Linked DNA regions of Homo sapiens: region 1 is linked to region 2. A link is a loop called in an ENCODE intact Hi-C map of the cell type or tissue named here. Cell type or tissue: heart left ventricle. All regions are shown on one strand. Links, peaks and the distances in the headings refer to the core of each region. The heading gives the core; the rest is flanking DNA.

The links. A loop is a pair of places that touch in the nucleus more often than their neighbours do. Peaks named below come from ENCODE experiments on the same cell type or tissue, not always from the same donor. Only the 100,000 strongest peaks of a DNase experiment are listed, where the experiment ranks them.
Region 1: a loop joins it to region 2, with 2.2 times the contacts of the local background. A loop is called at or near these places in 12 of 110 quality-filtered maps.

The regions. Positions count from the first base shown.
Region 1 is chr2:10,703,438-10,713,680 of GRCh38, reverse strand. No RefSeq gene overlaps it. Among named protein-coding and RNA genes, the nearest start is that of ATP6V1C2, 13 kb to the left of the region's middle. In heart left ventricle, for the core only: a CTCF peak has its summit at 4,153 (motif pointing left); no DNase peak of the experiment used is centred there; H3K27me3 peaks cover 711 bases.
Region 2 is chr2:10,815,923-10,826,165 of GRCh38, reverse strand. It overlaps a transcript of PDIA6 not described here. Among named protein-coding and RNA genes, the nearest start is that of PDIA6, 8.3 kb to the right of the region's middle. RefSeq lists an enhancer at 5,254-6,453. In heart left ventricle, for the core only: a CTCF peak has its summit at 8,574; a DNase peak (open chromatin) is centred at 5,416.

The sequences.
Region 1 (10,243 bases), core at 983-8,982, 110 kb after region 2:
CAGAGCAAGACCTCCTCTCTGAAAAATAAAAATAAAACCCCAAACCAAATATGGAAAAGGAGAAAACTAGAATAAATCCTGTGCTGCTGAACTGAAACTGGAGGTGCCAGTCTAAACTCCCAGATTTTAAAATGGGTGGATGAAGGGAGAGAGAGAGAGAGAGAGAAATAAACCATTTACTAGCTCTGTTTGCTGGGAGACCTCAGAAGCAATGATTTACCAGTAGCACTGAATATACCAGTAGTCCAGATCTTAGTTTCTAATACCACCATCCACTAAAAGGAACCAGGGAACCTTGGAGAAATGGGTGGCTTCCAGGCTGGATTAGAGGATAGTTAACAGATACGTCAGTTTACTCTCAAATATTTTCTACATATAATTAAGTCATTATATAATATATAGTACATATTGTAAGTATATATTAGGTGATATAGAGAACTATGTCATATATATTACATGCCAATATAATAGTCCTATCATATACCCATATCTGTCTATGGAAGTTCCTTGTGCTAGTCTTACAACTTTTCTGTAAGGCTGAAATTTACGAGGCTGGGTACGGTGGCTCACACCTGTAATTTCAGCAATTCCGGAGGACGAAGTGGGCAGATCACTTGAGGCCAGGAGTTTGAGACCGGCCTGGGCAATATGGCAAGACCTCATCTCTACAAAAAATACAAAAAATTAGCTGGGTGTGGTGGTGCATGCCTGTAGTCTCAGTTACTCAGGAGGCTGAGGTGGGAGAATCGCTTGAGCCTGGGAGGTCGAAGTTGCAGTGAGCCGAGATCACATCACTGCACTCCAGCCTGGGTGACAGAGCCAGACCCTGTCTCAAAAGAAAAAAAAAGAAAAAGAAAATAAATTATGTTAAAATAAAAAGTTATCAACCAACAACAGGAAAATCCCTTTGGCAGGCTTCCATTAGTAGAAGTGAGAAGGGTGGTCCTGTTCCCACCCCCAGCTCTCAGCCTGGCCCCACTCTGCCTAGAGGACAGTTCAGGAAGCCACGGGCTCCGAGGTCACCCTCCCCTGCTCACTCTGATCTCCATGCGGCTCAGCACACCCCCTCTTCCGTCCCTCTTCCTGTCCCTCCTCCACCCTCCGCCCTTCATCTGTGCTCTCTGGCATTCATGTCCCTCATCCGCAAAACCTCTGGCTCCCAACTTCTTTCAATTTCCCCACCTTGTGTACTCCCCTGAGGACACTGTTTTACTCAGAACCCCTCAGGGGTTGGTTGTTTCCTGTCCCCACACCTACCAGCCCTGGGGCAATTCTCCTTGCTCCATCTTGCCACATCAGGCCCTTCTCCCGCACTCTGCCCTAACTCCCCTTGTCCCCACCCCTAGCTTCCAATCTCGGCATAGACCAGCCCTGGCCAATAGAACTCTCTGTGATGACTGGAATGCTTTATAACGGCACTGCCCAATACGGAAGCCATTGGCCACATGTGCACCTGAAGGAGGCTGGAGAAACTAAGGAACAGTTTTACATTTCATTTAATTTTCATTACTTGATTTTTTTAAATTCATTAATTAGATAAGTTTATTTATTTAATTATTTTGGAGACAGAGTTTCGCTATGTGGCCTAGGCTGGAGTGCAGTGGTGTGATCTCACTGCAACCTCGGCATCCCAGGCACAAGCCATCCTCCCACCTCAGCCTCCCGAGCAGCTGGGACTATAGGCACATGCCACCACACCTGGCTTATTTTTGTATATTTTGGTAGAGACAGGGTCTTGCCACATTGCCTAGGCTGGTCTCAAACTTCTGAGCTCAAGCAATCCTCCCGCTTTGGCCTCCCAAAGTGTTGAGATTACAGGCTTGAGCCACTGTGCCTGGCCAATTAATTTAGTTTTTGAGACAAGGTCTCATTCTGTTGCCCAGGCTGGTGTGCAGTGGTGCAATCACAGCCCACTGCAGCCTTGTCCTCCTGGGCTCAAGTGGTCCTCCCATCTGAGGCCTCTCCTGAGTAGCTGGTACCACAGGGGCACGCTACCAGGCTCAGCCTTAATATTTGCATTAATTTAAATTGACTACACGGATGGTGCTACTGTGTTGGGCAGCGACGTGTGGACAAACCGCCCTTTACCCTTCTTTTTATGGTGACCTGCAGACCCCCAAGTTCCTCCCTCTCATTCTAGTCCCCTTCTCCCCATCACTGTTCCCATCCTTACTTATGGGTGGTTTTTTTTTTTGTTTTTGTTTGTTTGTTTGTTTGAGACAGGGTCTTGCTCTGTCACCCAGGATGGAATGCAGTGGCAGGATCATGGCTCACTGCTGCAGCCTCGACCTTCTAGGCTCAAGTGATCCTCCTCCCACCTCAGCTTCCTGAGTGGCTGGGACCACATATAGGTGCATACCCCTACACCTGACTAACCTACTTATGTCTTCTTTTTTTTAATGGAGCAGGGTCTCACTATGTTGCCTAGACTGGTTTTGAATTTCTGGGGTCAAGCAATCCTTCTGCCTTGGCCTCCCAAAGTGCTGGAATTACAGGCATAAGCCAGGGCACCTAGCCTATTTATAACTTTTATTTTAAGTTCAGGGGTACATGGCCGGGCACGGTGGCTCACACCTATAATCCCAACACTTTGGGAGGCCAAGGCAGACAGATCGCTTGAGTTCATGAGTTTGAGACCAGCCTCTGGACAACATAGTGAGACCACGTCTGAAAAAATAAAATAATTTTTTAAAATGTTTTAATTAAAAAAAAAAATCAAGTCAGCTCAAGCATGACCTGCCCTTGAAACCATTCTTGATCCTCATTTGGGCTTCCGCCCCTGGCATCTCCCATCCCTCTATCACAGCTTTAGTGCCTGATCCCAAAGTCCTGGATTCCTCATCTGTCTGATCTCACACTGCGAGCTACTAGAGGGCACTCCCTTCCTCAGCTCTATATTAATGCCCAGCACCACGCCTGGCATAAAGTAGGTTGTCGGCAAATGTTTGGTTAATATGTGAATTCTTATAATTATTTTGATAAACATTGTGATTTTTAATTCTTTAGTAAGTATATCAAATGTTTAACTATTTGGAAAATATATATTGCTCATTGCCATAAATAATATGCGCTTAATTTGCCAATAGTTGATAAACATTGCAGAAACTTAAAATTCAGAGAACACACACTGTGATTAATAACTTTAGAGGTCAGTAATGTCCAATTCTCAGAAGAATACTTGTCCTTTTTTGTTTATGTTTTTTTGTTTTTTTGTTTTTGAGACAGAGTGTTGCTCTGTCGCCAGGCTGGAGTGCAGTGGCGCGATCTCAGCTCACTGCAACCTCCGCCTCCCTGGTTCAAGCGATTATCCTGCCTCAGCCTCCCTAGTAGCTGGGATTACAGGCGCCTGCCACTGTGCCCAGCTAATTTTTGTATTTTTAGTAAAGACAGGGTTTCACCATGTTGGCCAGGCTGGCCTTGACCTCCTGAGCTCAAGTGATCCACCCATCTCAGCCTCCCAAAGTGCTGGGATTACAGGCGTGAGCCACAGTGCCCAGCCCCCATCATTTTCTTAAAGAGGTTTTCAAGATCCCACTTATGTTCATGGTTTCACCTATGAACATTTATGCTAATGTGAGTGACCTCCTTCGCTCTCCCCTGGGATTTATTTGGCGGGAGTAGCACACTGATAGATGGATGGAATACAGCATCAGGAAATAACAGCATCTTTTCTTTTCAGCACACATCATTTTTAAGGTGTATCCACTTGGGAAATGGGTGCTATGAGAATAGGGAATTTTGGATTTGAATATTGTGAAGGAATAATGGTTCTCAACCACACAAAAGCCATGGAATAACAGCACTGGTTTTCTCCAGGTATCCTGTTTGGTGGAAGCCTGCTGAGTCTATTGGCAGAGGGAAGCCATTGCAACTTATGACAGCATACAAGGTAGGACTTTTGAGATGTCAGTAGAAACAGGGGAGCACTGGTCCCTTCCTAGGAGGGGCAGAGGGTGTCAAAGGCATCTGTGGGTCTGGGTTGGGTGCGAGCCTGAGCCTCGTGAGCATTGTGGAAGTTGCCCAAGAATGTGGAGTTTGATGCGGGGGGGCCCTCATGTTGTAGACCATACCTCCCGTCTGCTTCCCGGGAACCTCTGCTTCTTCCCAATCTGCCTTTGTCCTCCCTAGATCCTAAAGCCCTGCAGCTCCCTGGAGCCATCTTCTGGAGTAAACAGACTCTGCAACATCATCCACTTGCCTCCACCCCCTGCCATAGCCCTCACCTGAGGATGCTGTGGGCAACTGCAGGTCTCCGCCCTCCAGGCTGCTGCTGCCAGACCCCGATACCTCCACACTTGTGTAGAAGCCCCTGCTCCCCAGGGCTCCTGCCATCCTGCTGAACACCCTCTGCCCCTCCTAGGAAGGGAGCAGAGAAAGTCATGTGTGTCTGCAACGATGGGTTCGCAGGAGATGGTCAGATCCACTAGGGAAGCATCTGCATCTGCCTGGCTCACCACATGGTAAAGCTAATAAACAGTAACTATTTCCCCGAATGAACAAATGAACGATGAATGAATGAATGTTAACACCTGCCCACTCCCCATTGCGCGGTGAATACTCAGGCATCTAGCTTTAGAGCAGTATTTCGCTCCAGCCCAAGAAGGGTGGCTTCAGTGCCCCGTGGAGGACACCGGATGGCCGCCTCTGTGCACCTTCACTTCCTCCACTCCAAGGCCTTCCCTTTTCTCTCCCTTCAGGTGCCCACTCCTGTGCCACACCCTGTACCTTGTCATCACCTGAAACTGCTCCGCCCCTGAAATCTTGAATACAAGTACCCCACCTCCATCCCCCATGCCTGCCTCCCACCACACCTTCCCCTTAACTCACACACCGCCTCTGCTCCCTGCCACCCCATCACCTCCTCCTGGTCCTGTTTCTCTTCCAGCCAAGCCTGAACCCCAGGCTGCCTGAACCTCCCTCTCATCAGCACCTTTCCTTCTCTGTGCCTCACCTTGTTTCAGCAGAACCCCAGCCTAGCTCAGCATTTTTTTTTTTTTTTTGAGACAGGGTCTTCCTCTGTCACCCAGGCTGGAGCACAGGACTCAAGGGATTCTCCCACCTCAGCCTTCTGAGTACCTGGGGTTACAGGCACCTTGCCTGCCTATTTTTTTTATTTTTTGTAGAGATGGGGGTCTCACTATGTTGCCTAAGCTGGTCTCGAACTCCTGGCCTCAAATGATGCTTTCACCTCAGCCTCCTAAAGTGCTGGGATGACCGGCGTGAGCCGCTGTGCCTGGCTACATTTTTTGTTATATCACAATATCACCCTCTCCCAAGGTTGCCTCTTTCTTCTTAGCTCAGGGGATGCAGCACCTGTGGTTCAAGGTCATTACCACCTCCTGTTTGGACACAGAATCCTCCCCAGCTCCCCATCAGCTATCTCCTCATTTTCTTTTATCTTCAGACTCATTAGATTGACCCCTCCCCTCAGCTGGCAAACATGCACCACTGCCTTCTGTCCTAACGCCCATCCTCCTTGGTCCCTGATGCCCATCAGCCGTCATCTAATCTCTCTCCTTCCCTGTGCATCTCACCTCCTCAGAAGGGAGGCCTCATCACAGTCGTCAGCACCTGCCTGCACATACATGCACTCCCCTGACAGGGGAGGACCTACCTGCACGTGCATCAGGCTCATGGCTGGGGAGAGCCAGGAAAACAGGACAGACAAGGCCGCCGACCTCCTGAAGCCTACATTCCAGTGCAGAAGGGAGGAAATCGGCAAGCAGATAGGTAACTAAAAATGAGAAGCGCACACATTCTTTTAAAGTCCTATGAAGAAGATAAAAAGAGGCAACGAGACTGAGCAGGCGGGACATGGGGTCTCACACCTGTAATCCCAGCACTTTGGGAGGCCAAAGTGGGGAAGGGTGGGACATCATTTGAGACCAGCATGGGCAACATAGTGAGTCCCCATCTCAAAAAAAAAAAAAAAAGAGAGAGAGAAAGAGACTGACAGAAACTGAGAAAATGCACTTCAGTGAGTGTTCTTTCTGAAGCAACAACAGTGCCTGAAAGTTTATTTCTTTATTTATTTTTGAGACAGAGTTTTACTCTTGTTGCCCAGGCTGGAATGCAGTGGCACGATTTCGGCTCACTGCAACTTCCGCTTCCCAGGTTCAAGCGATTTTCCTGCCTCAGCCTCCTCAGGAACTGAGATTACAGGTGCTCGTCACCACACCCAGCTAATTTTTGTATTTTCAGTAGAGATGGGGTTTCACCATGTTGGTCAGGCTGGTTTCAAACTCCTGACCTCAGGTGATCCACCCACCTCGGCCTCCCAAAGTGCTATGATAACAGGCGTGAGCCACTGCCCCCGGTCTAGTGCCTGAAAGTTTGGAATGATCCAGATATGTAAGGAGTGGAGGGAAGAGCATGAGGGGCCCTGGGAACAGAAAATGCAGTGCCCAGGGCTAAGAAACCGCATGGCTTAGGGAAAGCAAGTGCGGGTGGGTGCCACGCCCTCCTCAGCCCTCCACAGCCTGGTTTCTTCCCCTGCCACTGCCTTGGAAGCCACACTCTTCTCCTTTGTGAGCCCAGTGAGAGGGCTCTGCCATATTGATTAGTCCTCCCTGCTCTATTTCTCCTTCCTTGATCTTCTCTTCCGGAGCCACCCCCTCTTGTGACTTCCATGACTCAGAGCACCCCCACCCTCCCTGCATCCGTGCCCACTCCCTGCCTGGCTCCTTTCCCGTGCTGGTTGCCTGACTGCCCTTCAGGTGTGCTTGACCTGAGTCTCCATTCTCGCCCACTGCTCCCTCACTCCACACCAGAGGGTCAGAACATTTTCTGGGGTCATAGACTCCTTTGATTCTCTGCTGGTCACTCTTCCCAGAAAAAAATAAGTGCACATAATACATACATATGATTTTTTCCATACAACATCATGAAGGGGTTTGAGGGTCCCCCTAAGTGTCGTGAACTCCAAATTAAGAAGCTTCATTTCTACATTGTCCCAGAAAGATTCCATCTATTTTCACAGTACTATCTGTTTATAGCTTTTTAAAGTTGAAAACTGCACTGTAATTCCAGCACTTTGGGAGGCCAAGGCGGGCAGATCACTTGAGGTCATGAGTTTGAGACCAGCCTGGGCAACACGGTGAAACCCCGTCTCTACTAAAAATACAAAAATTAGCCGGGCGTGGTGGCAGGCACCTGTAATCTCAGCTACTCGGGAGGCTGAGGCAGGAGAATCACGTGAACCAGGAAGGCGGAAGTTGTAGTGAGCTGAGATCACGCCACTGCACTCCAGCCTGGGTGACAGAGTACGACTCCGCCTCAAAACAAAACAAAACAAAAAGACCCTGAAAATTCAGGTGGGTAGGGATGAATGGGCAGACACAGAAGATCTATATGATACTGTCATGGTGGATACATGTCATCGTATATTTGTCACAGCCACAGAATATATAGCACCAAGAGTGAAACCTGATGTAAACTGTGGCCTTCGGGTGATAATGACTTGTCAGTGTAGGTCCCTCCACTATAGCAAATGTGTCACTCTGGTGGATGGTGTTGATCAAGGGGGAGGCTGTGAGTGTGTAGGGGTAGTGGGTATATGGGACATCTCTTGAGAACCTTCTGCTCAATTTGCTCTGAAGAACAAAGCTCTAAAACTGCTCTAAAAAATAAAGTCTGACCAGGCACGGTGGCTCACGCCTGTAATCCCAGCACTTTGGGAGGCCAAGACAGGCGGATCGCCTGAGATCAGGAGTTTGAGACCAGCCTGGCCAACATGGTGAAACCTCATCTCTACTAAAATTACAAAAATTAGCCGGGTGCGGTGACAGGCACCTGTAATCCCAGTTACTTGGGAGGCTGAGGCAGGAGAATCACTGGAACCTGGGCGGCGGAGGCTGTAGTGAGCCGAGATTGCACCATCGCACTCCAGCCTGGGCAACAAGAGCGAGACTTCATCTAAAAATAAAAAAATTTTTAAAAAGCCTGTTATTTTAAAAATGAATCATATGTAGGAAAGAGAACAAATTACATGTATGAAGCTTGACAGATCATAAGTGGGGATTCCCATGAAGCCACCACCCAGGTCAAAAATGAGCCCTGAATGTGACCAGAAGCCCCCTCTTGCCCTCTGCCAGTCACTATCCTTGCCCACCCCCCAAGGAATCTACCATGCTGACCTGCACACCAGTGACCAGTTCTGCCTGTCATAAGTAGAATCATCTGCCGTTGGCTCTTCCATTCACCTGGCTTCGTCTGTTATGCTTGTGAGATTCTACTTTCTTGGCCGTAGCAATTGTTCTTTCTCATCCACTGCTGTCCAGTATTCATTGTCTGATGTCCCATAGTGTGTTTTGATGGACTTCTGTTTCAAGTTCTAGGCTATATTGAATAATGCTATTGTGAGCATTCTCGTACGTGTCTTTTGAGCATTCTTGTACGTGACTTTTGGTGAACATAAGTACACATTTCTTTTCTTTCTTTCTTTCTTTCTTTTTTTTTTTGTTTGAGGCGTAGTTTTGCTCTTGTTGTCCGGGCTGGAGAGCAATGGTGTGATCTTAGCTCACTGCAACATCTACCTCCTGGGTTCAAGCGATTCTCCTGCCTCAGCCTCCGGAGTAGCTGGGATTACAGGCATGTGCCACCATGCCCGGCTGATTTTTTATATTTTTAGTAGAGACAGGGTTTCTTCATGTTGGTCAGGCTGGTCTCGATCTCCTGACCTCGTGATCTGCCTGCCTCAGCCTCCCAAAGTGCTGGGATTACAGGCATAAGCTACCGTGCCCAGACACACATTTCTTTATTTTTAATTTTTAAATATTTTTTAGAGACAGGTGGAGTACAGTGGCTATTCACAGGTGCCATCATAGCACACTACAGCCTCAAACTCCTGACCTCAAGTGATCTTCCTGCCTCAGCTTCCTATGTAAGCTGAGACTACAGGCACATGCTACTGTGCTGGACTGTACATATTTCTTTTTCTTTTTTCTTTTTCTTTCTTTCTTTCTTTTTTTTTTTTTTTTTTGTGAGACAGAGTCTCACTCTGTCGCCCAGGCTGGAGTGCAGTGGCACAATCTCAGCTCACTGCAACCTCTGCCACCCAGGTTCAAGTGATTCTCCTGCTTCAGCCTCCCGAGTAGCTGGGATTATAGGTGACTGCCATCGCGTCTAGCTAATTTTTGTATTTTTAGTAGAGACGGGATTTCACCATGTTGGCCAGGCTGGTCTTGAACTCCTGACCTCGTGATCCACCCGCCTCAGCCTCCCAAAGTGCTGGGATTACCGGTGTTAGCCACCACACTGGGCCAGCTGTACATTTTTCTGTTGAGTGTGTATTTAGGAGCGGAATTGCTGGGTCATAGGAGATACATATGTTCAACATAGGTAGATAATTCCAAATAGCTTTCCAAAGTGATCGTACTCATTCACACACCCACCAGCAATGTGTGAGTACATCTCCATCCTTACCAACACTTGGTATTGCCAGAATTTTTAACTTTCACCATTCAGGTATGTGTGTAATGACAGCTGGTTGTGGTTTTAATTTTTATTTCCCCAATGACTAATCATGTAGAGGACATTTTTTATGTGCTAATTGTTATTAATACACTAATATACTTTTTATTGGATTGCTTTTATATTATTGAGTTGTAGGAATTCTTTATATATATCCTGGATACTAGTCCTTTGTCAGACACATACTTTGTGAATATTTTCTCCTGGTGTATAGCTTGCCTATTTTCTTTTCTTTCTTTTTTGTTAGAGACAGTCTCACTCTGTCACCCAGGCTGCAGTGCAGTGGCACCATCATAGCTCACTGCAGCCTCAAACTCCTGGGCTCTAGCAATCCTCCTGCCTCAGCCTTCTGAGTAGCTTGGACTACAGGCACTAGTCACCATGCCCGGCTCCTATTCTTTTTTTTTTTTTTTTTTTGAGACAATGTTTCACTCTTGTTGCCCAGGCTGGAGTGCAATGGCACAATCTCGGCTAACTGCAACCTCTGCCTCCTGGGTTCAAGCAATTCTCCTGCCTCAGCCTCCCGAGTAGCTGGGATTACAGGCATGTGCCACCATGCCTGGCTAATTTTGTAATTTTAGTAGAGGCAGGGTTTTTCCATGTTAGGCTAGTCTGGAACTCCCAACCTCAGGTGATCCGCCCACCTTGGCCTCCCAAAGTATTGAGATTATGGGCATGAGCCACTGCGCCGGGCCCTATTTTCTTTTCTTCTTTTTTGAGTCGGAGTCTCGCACTGTCGTCCAGGCTGGAGTGCAATGGCAAGATCTCCACT
Region 2 (10,243 bases), core at 1,603-9,602:
CATGCCACTGCGCTTCCTTCCTTTTAATAGCTGAATAATATTTCCGTTGTATAGCATGGCACTTTTCGTTCATCCATTCGTCAGGTGATGAACATTTGAGTTATTTCAGCCTTTTGATTATGATGAATAATGTTGCTAAAACATACCTGTATGTGTTTTGTGTGGACATGTGTTTCATTTTCTTGGGTAGATGCCTAGGAGTGGAATTTCTGGATCACATGGTAACTGTTGAATTATTTGAGGAGCTGTTGGACTGTTCTCTAAAGTGGTTGCACCATTTTACATTCCCAAAAGCCGGTGTTGGAGGGTTCCAATTTCTCCACCTCTTCACCAACACTTGTTATTCTCTGACTTTGATTCTAGCCAAGCCAGTGGGTATGAAGTTATTTCTCATTGTGGTTTTGATGGACATTTCTCTGGTAACTAATGACGCTGAGCATCTTTTCATGTGCTTTATTGGCCGTTTCTATGTCTTCCTTGGAGAAATGTCTACTCAGATCCTTTGGGCATTTTTAAATTGGTTCTTTTGTCTTCTTATTATTGAGTTGTAATCATTCCTTATACATTCTAGATACTAGTTCATTACCAGACATATCATTGCAAATATTTTATCCCACACTGTGTGTTGTCACTTCCTTGATGGTGCCCTTTGAAGCACAAAAGGTTTTAATTTGATGAATTCCAAATTGTCTATTTCTCTTCTGTTGTCCATTGGAAAGTTTTAAGTAGGGGAGAGGAGTGTGAACTAATTTAAACTTTTTCAAGAATCCATAAGAGTCTGCTTTGTGGAAAAAGAATTTTAAGATACCGTATTAGTCAGGATTCTCTAGAGGGACAGAACTAATAGGATATATATATACAGAGAGAGAGAGAGACAGAGAGAGAGACAGAGAGAGAGACAGAGAGAGACAGAGAGAGAGAGGAGTTTTTAAAATATTAACTCACATGATCGCAAGGTCCAAAAATAGGCCATCTGCAGGCTGAGGAGTAAGGAGAGCCAGTCCAAGTCCCAAAACTGAAGAACTTGGAGTCTGATGTTTGAGGGCAGGAAGCATCCAGCATGGGAGAAAGATGTAGGCTAGGAGGCTAGGCCAGCCTGGCCTTTTCACGTTTTTTTCCACCTGCTTCATATTCTAGCTGTATTGGCAGCTGATTAGCTGGTGCCCACCCAGATTAAGGGTGGGTCTGCCTTTCCCAACCCACTGACTCAAATGTTAATCTCCTTTGGCAACACCCTCACAGACACACCCAGGATCAATACTTTGCATCCTCCAATCCAATCAAGTTGACACTCTATATTAACCATCACAGATACCAAGAGTGAAAATAGAAAGACCAATTAGAAACCCAAATCAAACTTGCTTAAACAATAAAGATGATTTCATATTTCAATAACTGGAATGTTCAGCTGAAGGACAGTCTTCAGACACTGATCAGGTATTGTCTCCATTTCTCCGTGACTGTTTCAGCTCTGCCCCGCTTCAGCTTCATCCCCACGTGGGTTTTCCTCATCTTGTGGGGTAGTTTCCAGGGACAACAGGGATCCATGCTTCTGCCCAAGCAAATGCCACTCTTCTAGCCATTGACCAAAGTCCAGAGCTTCACTCTGATTGGTTTATGTCACATGCTCACCCTGGAACAATCACTGTGGCCATGTGAATGCCACTGGCCACTTGGCTTAGTGGCTATTGTGGTGACAAACCCCTTCCTGAGCCAATAACTGTGGCAAGGGGGATAGAGTTCTGCCAGCTGGACAACGCTGCTAGAATCCACCCAGGGTTGCTACACAATGGGGAGGGGCAGCAGAACACTCGACAGGTGTCATCGGCCACAGACATGTAATCACGGAATGTAAGCTGCCCCCAGGGATGGGGCATAACCTTGGGCACAGCAGCTCTTTTTAGCCAATGGAAGGACACAGCCATGAAGCAACAGCAGTCAACACTCCCCATGACTGGAGGTGTGAGTGTCTCCTCCTGAAGCAGAGTCTGGGCTACATACCACAGCATCCACTACAGTATGGAACCAACATTTTTGACTCTGAGATGGCTATCTGCCTACAGGAGGTTTACTGGAGTGTGCTCTTGGCAATGACACCAACAAGGAGGTGGCAAAAATAAGGTTGGGTAAGAGAAGCTAAATCATAAAGCTGAATCATGATGTGGGTGCTTACAAGGGCCTCAGTGGACCCCCATGGGAAGCTTAAAGCTGGGAAGGGCCTTCAGGGTTGTCCCGAATTGAGAAAAGGAGGGCAGTCCTTTGTATCCCCAAATCTATCAGTCATGGAATGTAAGCTGCCCCCAGGGAGGGAGTATAACCTTGGGCACAGCAGCTCTTTTTAGCCAATGGAAGGACAGAGCCATGAAGCAACAGCAGTCAACACTCCCTATGACTGGAGGTGTGAGTGTCCCCTCCTGAAGTGGGTCTGGGCTACACACCACAACATCCACTACAGTACAGCACTAACATTGTTGACTCTAAGGGGCTACTGCAAAAGTCCACATAGCCATTTGGAACCAAGGTGGTGGCAATTGTGAGAAAGTGGGAAAAATGTCAGCAGATTTTGAATATGTTTTGGTGCTCGAATTATCAGAAATTGCCAAAGAATGTTGGGAGCTGGTGATGGAAAGAGAACCCAATGAGATTTGGGGCTTGAGCAATTGGATTGGTGGTGTCATTGATACAGATGACAAAGTGTTCGCTGAGCACCTAGGCACTGAATAGAGATTTATTTCCTTCTTCTTAACCCTCTCCCACTTTATTCAGAAGTTCATATGAGCCATAACAAGGATTGGAAGAAGTTTTAGAAGTAACCTCCTGGGAGTCCATGAATTAGCAGCAGTGAGAGGCTAGAGGCCTGACAAAGAATTGAGAAGCAGCTGCTATATCCCAAGTGGCAAATGCCAGTGTGGATGGAGAAGAGAGAGCTTCATTCTGTGGCAGGAAAGCTTGGCTGCTGACAATGAGACTGCACCCTTGGGATTTGTCCCTTGGATTCTTTAGCATCTGAGCTCTAACCTCTGAAACACAAGAAAAAATGAGCAAGGTGATTTGTCCAGGCCACCTCTACTTCTGGAGAAAGGAGTCATAGCAAATGATCCACCACTATCTAGTCCCTGAGTGGATTTATACAAACCACCCCGAAGACACTGGGGTACTCTAAGATTGGCCCCAGATAAGCCATGGGGATACAGCACAGAAAAACTGTCCATGGCCAATATCAAAGATGCAGCTGGAGACCAGGCATCATGGGAGGTTCACAAAGGGGAGGCCTTGTCTTGTCCGCAGGAAGCTGCGCTCACAGCTTGTCTCCTCAGACTTGCTAGAGAGGCAACAGCCATAACAAAGGCTCAGACCTCACTTTTGGAGTGGCCACCATATGTTTTGGTTTTAGCTTTGCCTTGCAAATTGTTTAGTAAAGCCAGGCCAGAACATATACCCAAATGCTACTGCACCGATCCCAAGCTACCTGTTTGACTTATTAGATGGTATAGAGGGTGAAGATATTATCACTCTACTAAGTGCCTCCTTATCAATGAGTCCCACTAAGGAGCACGAGCCCACTTATCCCTGTTTGCAGTGCTACATTAAAAATCATTTATGAGGCCAGGCACGGTGGCTCACGCCTGTAATCCTAGCACTTTGGGAGGCTGAGGCGGGTGGATCACGAGGTCAGGAGATCGAGACCATCCTGGCTAACAGGGTGAAACTCCATCTCTACTAAAAATACAAAAAATTAGCCAGGCATCGTGGCGGGCGCCTGTAGTCTCAGCTACTCGGGAGGCTGAGGAAGGAGAATGGCATGAACCCGGGAGGCGGAGCTTGCAGTGAGCCTAGATCGCGCCACTGCACTCCAGCCTGGGCAACACAGCGAGACTCTGTCTCAAAAAAACAAAATAAATAAATAAATAAATAAAAATCATTTATGGCTGGGTGCAGTAGCTCATGCCTGTAATCTCAACACTCTAGCAGGCCGAGGTAGGCTGATCACTTGAGCCCAAGAGTTCAAGACAAGCCTGGACAACATGGTGAAACCCCATCTCTACAAAAATACAAAAATTAGCCAGGCATGGTGGTGCATGCTTGCAGTCCCAGCTACTCGGGAGGCTGAGGTGTGAGGATCACTTGAGCCCAGGAGGTTGAGGCTGTAGTAAGCCGTGATCATACCACTGCACTCCAGCCTGGGCAACAGACTCTGTCTCAAAAAAATTTTTTTTTTAATTTTAAAAATCGTTTATATAAGGCTGGGTGTGGTGGCTCAAGCCTGTAATCCCAAAACTTTGAGAGGCTGAGGCGGGAGGATCACTTGAGCCCAGGAGTTCAAGACCAGCCTGGGTAACATAGTGAGGTCCTGTCTCTACAAAAAATAAAACATTAGCCGGGCATAGCAGCATGTGCCTGTGGTCACAATTACTTGGGAGCCTGAGGCAGGGGGATCACTTGAGCCTAGGGGGTCAAGGCTGCAGCAAGCCATAACTGCGTCACTGCACTCCAGTCTGGGTGACAGAATGAGACCCTGTCTCAAAAAAAAAAATCATTTATTATTGCCCTTGGATAGAATCTTTAAATTCACAGAAACACTTACAACCCTATAGAAGGAGAAGTGCTGAATTGTCGAATTCTCCAACAATGCTTCCTCTTTCTAGATGTTTGCTCAGCATCAATTCAGATACCGCTGAATAGAAGGCAACACCCAACCACACAGCCAGAGGCCTCCTGGGTAAATCGGGGACTGCTCTCCTCTGACCCCTCTTTCTCCTGCCTCTACCCCTTGGCTTCACAGCAATTATTCATTTTTTAACACTCAAATGCTGGGTACCTGTTGCCTATGTCGGGGCACGCTGTTACTCCCTACACACAGGTAAAATTGATTAACCGAATCTTGCCCTCCACTGGCTTACTGTGCAACGGTAGAGACTGGAAGCAACAGACGAGGGTGAGCTTTGGAAGAGCTGATGAGGCCATGATTAATTTCAACTGAGAGGTAAGAGAGGGGGAAGGAAGGAGGTGGATTTCAGCTGGGCCATAAAGGATGGGCAATATTTCAACAACAGAAAAGTGAGAAGAGGGCATTCCAAATCTCCGAAGGCTGTTTTAAAACACGACCTGAAAATTCTGTGGCCATCTCCTCACTGGGAGGTAGAATCCACCCCCCTCCCCTTCGTCCTGGGCCCAACGACCTGCTTAACCAGGGTCAGTTTCCAAACCCAGGTCCTGAAGTGGCAGCTTCCTCTTCCTGACTCTTAGGACGCTCACTCTCAGAGCACAGCTTCCAGAGGAGAGAAGATACCCCCAGCATCCATGAGAAGAGACCTCCGGGAGAAGCTTGTGTGGGTGTGCCGACCACTGGCCCCAGTTGAGGTCCCAGCCAACATCAGCTCCGACTTCCAGCCATGTGAGTGAACTGGCCCAGCTCCCTGGCTTCGGGCCACCCCAGCTGGTGCCGCTGATACAGGAGGTAGAAAGAAATTATTTAGACAGATAGTGAGGACAAAAGAGTCCTCGACAGAACTTCCCTTCTAACAAAAAACAGCTCAAGAAATTATTTTTTTCCTAACGAAGAATAGCCTGAAAAATCAAACTACAGACACAGATAAACAAAGACAACTAGAAAAACTAGAAACTTACACAGGGGAATGCCAACGATGACATCTATAGAAACGAGGCTACCTGGGGGCTGGACATGTCCACCATGGAAGCTCCATCTTCCCCTTCTTTGTTAACACGTGTACAGTAAAAAAGAAATGGGCAACATGACAATTTAGACTGAAAACACACCTGTAATAAAATACTGGGGTGGGGGTTGCCAGAAATGTACACCTTATACAAATGACACACCTGGTCCTAATCAATTTTTCATGCCCTCTGTAGATCAGACACCACCTCCCCAGCGACTCATCTATAAAACACCCCACATTTAACCACAGATCAACAACCCATTTTTCCGGGACCCCCTTCTATAACAGAGAGCTATTCTCTCTCTTTCATCTATTAAACTTCCGCTCTTAACCTAACTCTTCGTGGGTCCACGTCTTTAATCTCCATGACCATGAGACAACGAACCACAGGTATTACCCCAGACAATGAGGCCACTTCACTATGCCAAGAACACCTCTGGACTTCAGTGTCTCCCTCGGTAAAGTGAGACTAGTCATATCTAACTGCAGGGCTGCTGTGAGGATTAAACGAAACACAACACATGGTGGCCCCATCTAATAGAGACCAGCAGGACAAACCTGCAGACCAGCAGAGGCGGGCTTCTCGGATCACTGCAACAAGAGAGGGCACCTCAGAGGACCCATGGGGCAACTCTAACCAAGCAAGCCAACAGGATTACCATAGGGTGTTGGAGAAGGGAAAGTTGTAGGTAAGATTTAAATAAAGCAGTGTTTAATAGGCTCAAAGCAAAACACAACTGTGTATAAAGGAATTACGGTCAGACCTGGGCTACGAAGTGGATGGAGGTTCCTCTTTCCTTGGAAATGATGAAGTTAAGACAAATGTGCAATGTTGTGTCCAGAAGGCCCTGGGTTGGAAATCAAGGCAGCTTCTCAGTGTTAAGATGACCCAGGTCCTTCAGACAAAAGAAGGATGTTCCATTCTTACTCTATTTATCTCAAATAGCACAGTTTATAACAGTCTGTGCTTTTTCAGGAATAAGATTTTTCAGCACTATAACTTTTCGTTGATTAACAAAAGCAGTTTTAGCAGGTTCACAGATGTAAATACGTGGAGCCTGGCATATGGTGAACATTCGGTAATAGTTTCCCCATCCCCACCTCACTCATCTCCTCTTCTCTCTCACTTTCAGGCTCACCAACTTCTCCTGCCCACTCCCTATCAAGGAAAAGTCCCATAATGTATCCATCAACCACCATGGCTAATGCACCCGGTAAGTAGAGGAAACTCCCAGAGTAGGAGCCTCCATCTGTTCACAACAGCCAAAAGGTGAAAACAACCCAAGTGTCCACTAACAGACGGATGGATAAACAAAATGAGGTCTAGTCATATGATGGAATGTGACTCTGCTTTAAGAAGGAAGGAAATTGACACATGCCACAGCATGAATGGACCTTGAAGACGTTAGGCTAAGTAAAATCAATCACTCACAAAAGGACAGTACTATAGGATTCTACTTACATGAGATGTCTAGAGTAGTTAAATTTATAAAGACAGAAAGTAGGATGACAGTTGCCAGGGGTCAGGGGGAGGGGGAATGAGGATTTGGCATTTAATGGGGATAGAGTTTCAGTTTGGGGTGATAAAAAGCTCTGGAGATGAAGGTTGTACAACGATGTGAGCGCATTTAATGCCATGGAACTGTACACTTAAAAATGGTTAAAGGCCAGGTATGGTGGCTCACGCCTATAATCCCAGCACTTTGGGAGGCTGAGGTGGGTGGATCACCTGAGGTCAGGAGTTTGAGACCAGCCTGACCAACATGGCAAACCCCTATCTCTACTAAAAAAAATACAAAATTAGCTAGGCATGGTGGCATAAGACTGTAATCCCAGCTACTCAAGAGGCTGAGGAAGGAGAATCGCTTGAACCCAGAGGCAGAGGTTGTAGTGAGTCGAGATAGTGCAATTGCACTCCAGCCTGGGCAACAAGAGCAAAACTCCATCTCAAAATAAATAAATAAATAAATAAATAAATAAATAAATAAATAAATAAATAAATAAATTAAATGGTTAAAGTGAGCTGGGCACAGTGGCTCACGCCTGTAATCCCAACACTTTGGGAGGCTGAGGTGGGCAGATCACTTGAGGCCAGGAGTTGAGACCAGCCTGGGCAAAATAGTAAAACCCCATCTCTACAAAAAAAAAATACAGAAATTAGTCAGGTGTGTTGTGGCTTTCATCTGTAGTCCAGCTGTTTGGGAGGCTGAGGTGGTAAGATTGCTTGACACTAGGAGGTTGAGGCTGCAGTGAGCTATGATCACACCACTGTACTCCAGCCTGGGTGACAGAGTGAGACCCTGTCTCAAAAAAAAAAAAAAGTTAAAGTGGTAAATTTTATTTTATGTTATGTGCGTTTTATCAGTATTTTTAAAAGGCTTCATCTGCCTATCCCCACTGAAAATAAGACTCGACTCTACCTATGATCTGAACCTCAGAATGAATGAGAAAGTCCAGAGAGGAGCACTGTGTGTCTCCTGAGCACCCCTAGGAAGAGGTACATGTCCCCTGTCGGATCTACCCTGTTCATTCTGTGGGTACGTTAGCCCAGATTCTTCACCCTGAGAACATTAAGCCCTGTATTAGTCAAAGTCAAGCTAAACTCCTGTGGCAAGTTATTCCAAAATACAATGGCTAAAACTATAGAATCTTCTCTCTAAAGTAACAGCTACATGGTGAGCCATCCAGGTTGGAGGGTGGCACTGATCTTCCCGGTCATTCTAGACTTGGGTTCCTTCCCTGTCACTGCTCCAGTGGCCCCAAGGTCCCTGTGGGGGTCTGCATGGTAGAAGCTGGGGTGCCCCAAGTCCAACAATTCCGCCTGGTGGAAGAGGAACAGGACCTGGCTAAGCAGTTGGGATTATCACCTCCTCTCCCATTCCATTGGCAAGGCCTTGGGCGCCCACCGGGGGAGCTGTGTGGTGAAGTGTGGCAGGCAGTATATACCTGGCTGCAGTTCTGCGACTGTGGAGGAATTTCCAGAATCTGCAACTTTGATTTTCATTGCTTGCAGTCTCTTCCACAAGCCCTAAAACAAGAGTCACTCTCAACTCTGGTGCTTGGGGACAGTTCTTTATTCTAACCCAGAAAGATGACCTGAGTGACTAGAACTCAGAATAGGCACCTGGGAGTCCCTTAATTAGACACAGGGGGTTTGCAGCCATAGTTCTACCTGCCGTGTTGTAACAGCGTCACCATCAGCTGCTGAGGCAGGGCAAGTGACTTGCTGCTAATAACATAAAGTACTCATGTCTGCAAACCACTTACTCTTTTAACTAAATTAGAGAGTAATCAAGGTTAGCCTTTTAATAACATCACTTTCACTTATGAAAAACCATACAAGCTTCCTGAGTGGAATAAAAAGGGAGAGTGATCCTAGCGGGCTGGAGCAGCCACGGGTGTGTGTGTGTGCGTCGGCAAAGAACGGCAAAGGTGAAGGATTGCAGTAGTCAAAGAAATCTCACAGGAGGCAGTAGGTTTTAGGGGAAAGAGCTTGAATGTGGGCATCAAGGAACTTGGGTTCTGGCTTTTGATATGTCATTAACTAAGTTGAATGAGGACATTCCTTGAAAGCCTATAGTGTGCCAAGCACATGCCCAGTGTGGGTCTTGGGCAGGCCACATGACATCTCTCCCTTGCCCATCGCCTCCACCCTCCGCCCCCAACAAAACAGAATGTTGAATTCATGTCCTCTGAGACTTTCTTCAGCTCTGCTACAACATGATTCTAGGAAGTAGAAGCTCACCTTCTGATCTTGGGAAGCAAAATAACTGCGGAAAAAAGGAAGGCTGTACAAAGAAAAAAATCCCAGTCACATATGTGGTCTTCCTGGCAAGAGGGCATGACTTGAGTCCAATCGCAAGAAAATTTCAGATAAACCTAAATGAAAAATGCTGTATTTTTAAAAGTGGGGAGGTGGAATTGTGTGCTTCCAAAGTGTCAATGCCAAAAAAAAAAAAAAGAAAGCACAAAAAGGGCATGAAAATGTTGCAAATGAATAGAGGCTGAAGAGACAAGATAATTTAACCCAACACCTGACTCTAGGCTGGAGCCTGTAAAAAAGAGAGGAAAATGGTGTTTTGAAAAAAAAAAAAATGATACAGGCCGGGCATGGTGGCCCACGCCTATAATCCCAGCACTTTGGGAGGTCGAGACGGGTGGATCACCCTGAGGCTGGGAGTTCGAGACCAGCCTCTCCAACATGATGAAAACCCTCTCTACTAAAAAAATTTTAAAAATTAGCCGGACATGGTGGTGGGTGCCTGTAATCCCAGCTACTTGGGAGGCTGAGGCAGGAGAATAGCTTGAACCCGGGAGGCAAAGGTTGCAGTGAGCCCAGATTGCACCACTGCACTCCAGCCTGGGCAACAAGAGTGAAACTCCATCTCAAAAAAAAAAAAAAAAAAAAAAGACAAATGATTTCTCTTATATGAAGTACCTATATTAGCCAAATTCATAAAGAAAGAAAGTTGAATAGAGGTGACCAGGGCTGGGGACAGCAGGGAAGGGGGAGTTACTGCTTAATGGGTACAGAGGTTCTGTTTAAGGTGACAAAAAAGGTCTAG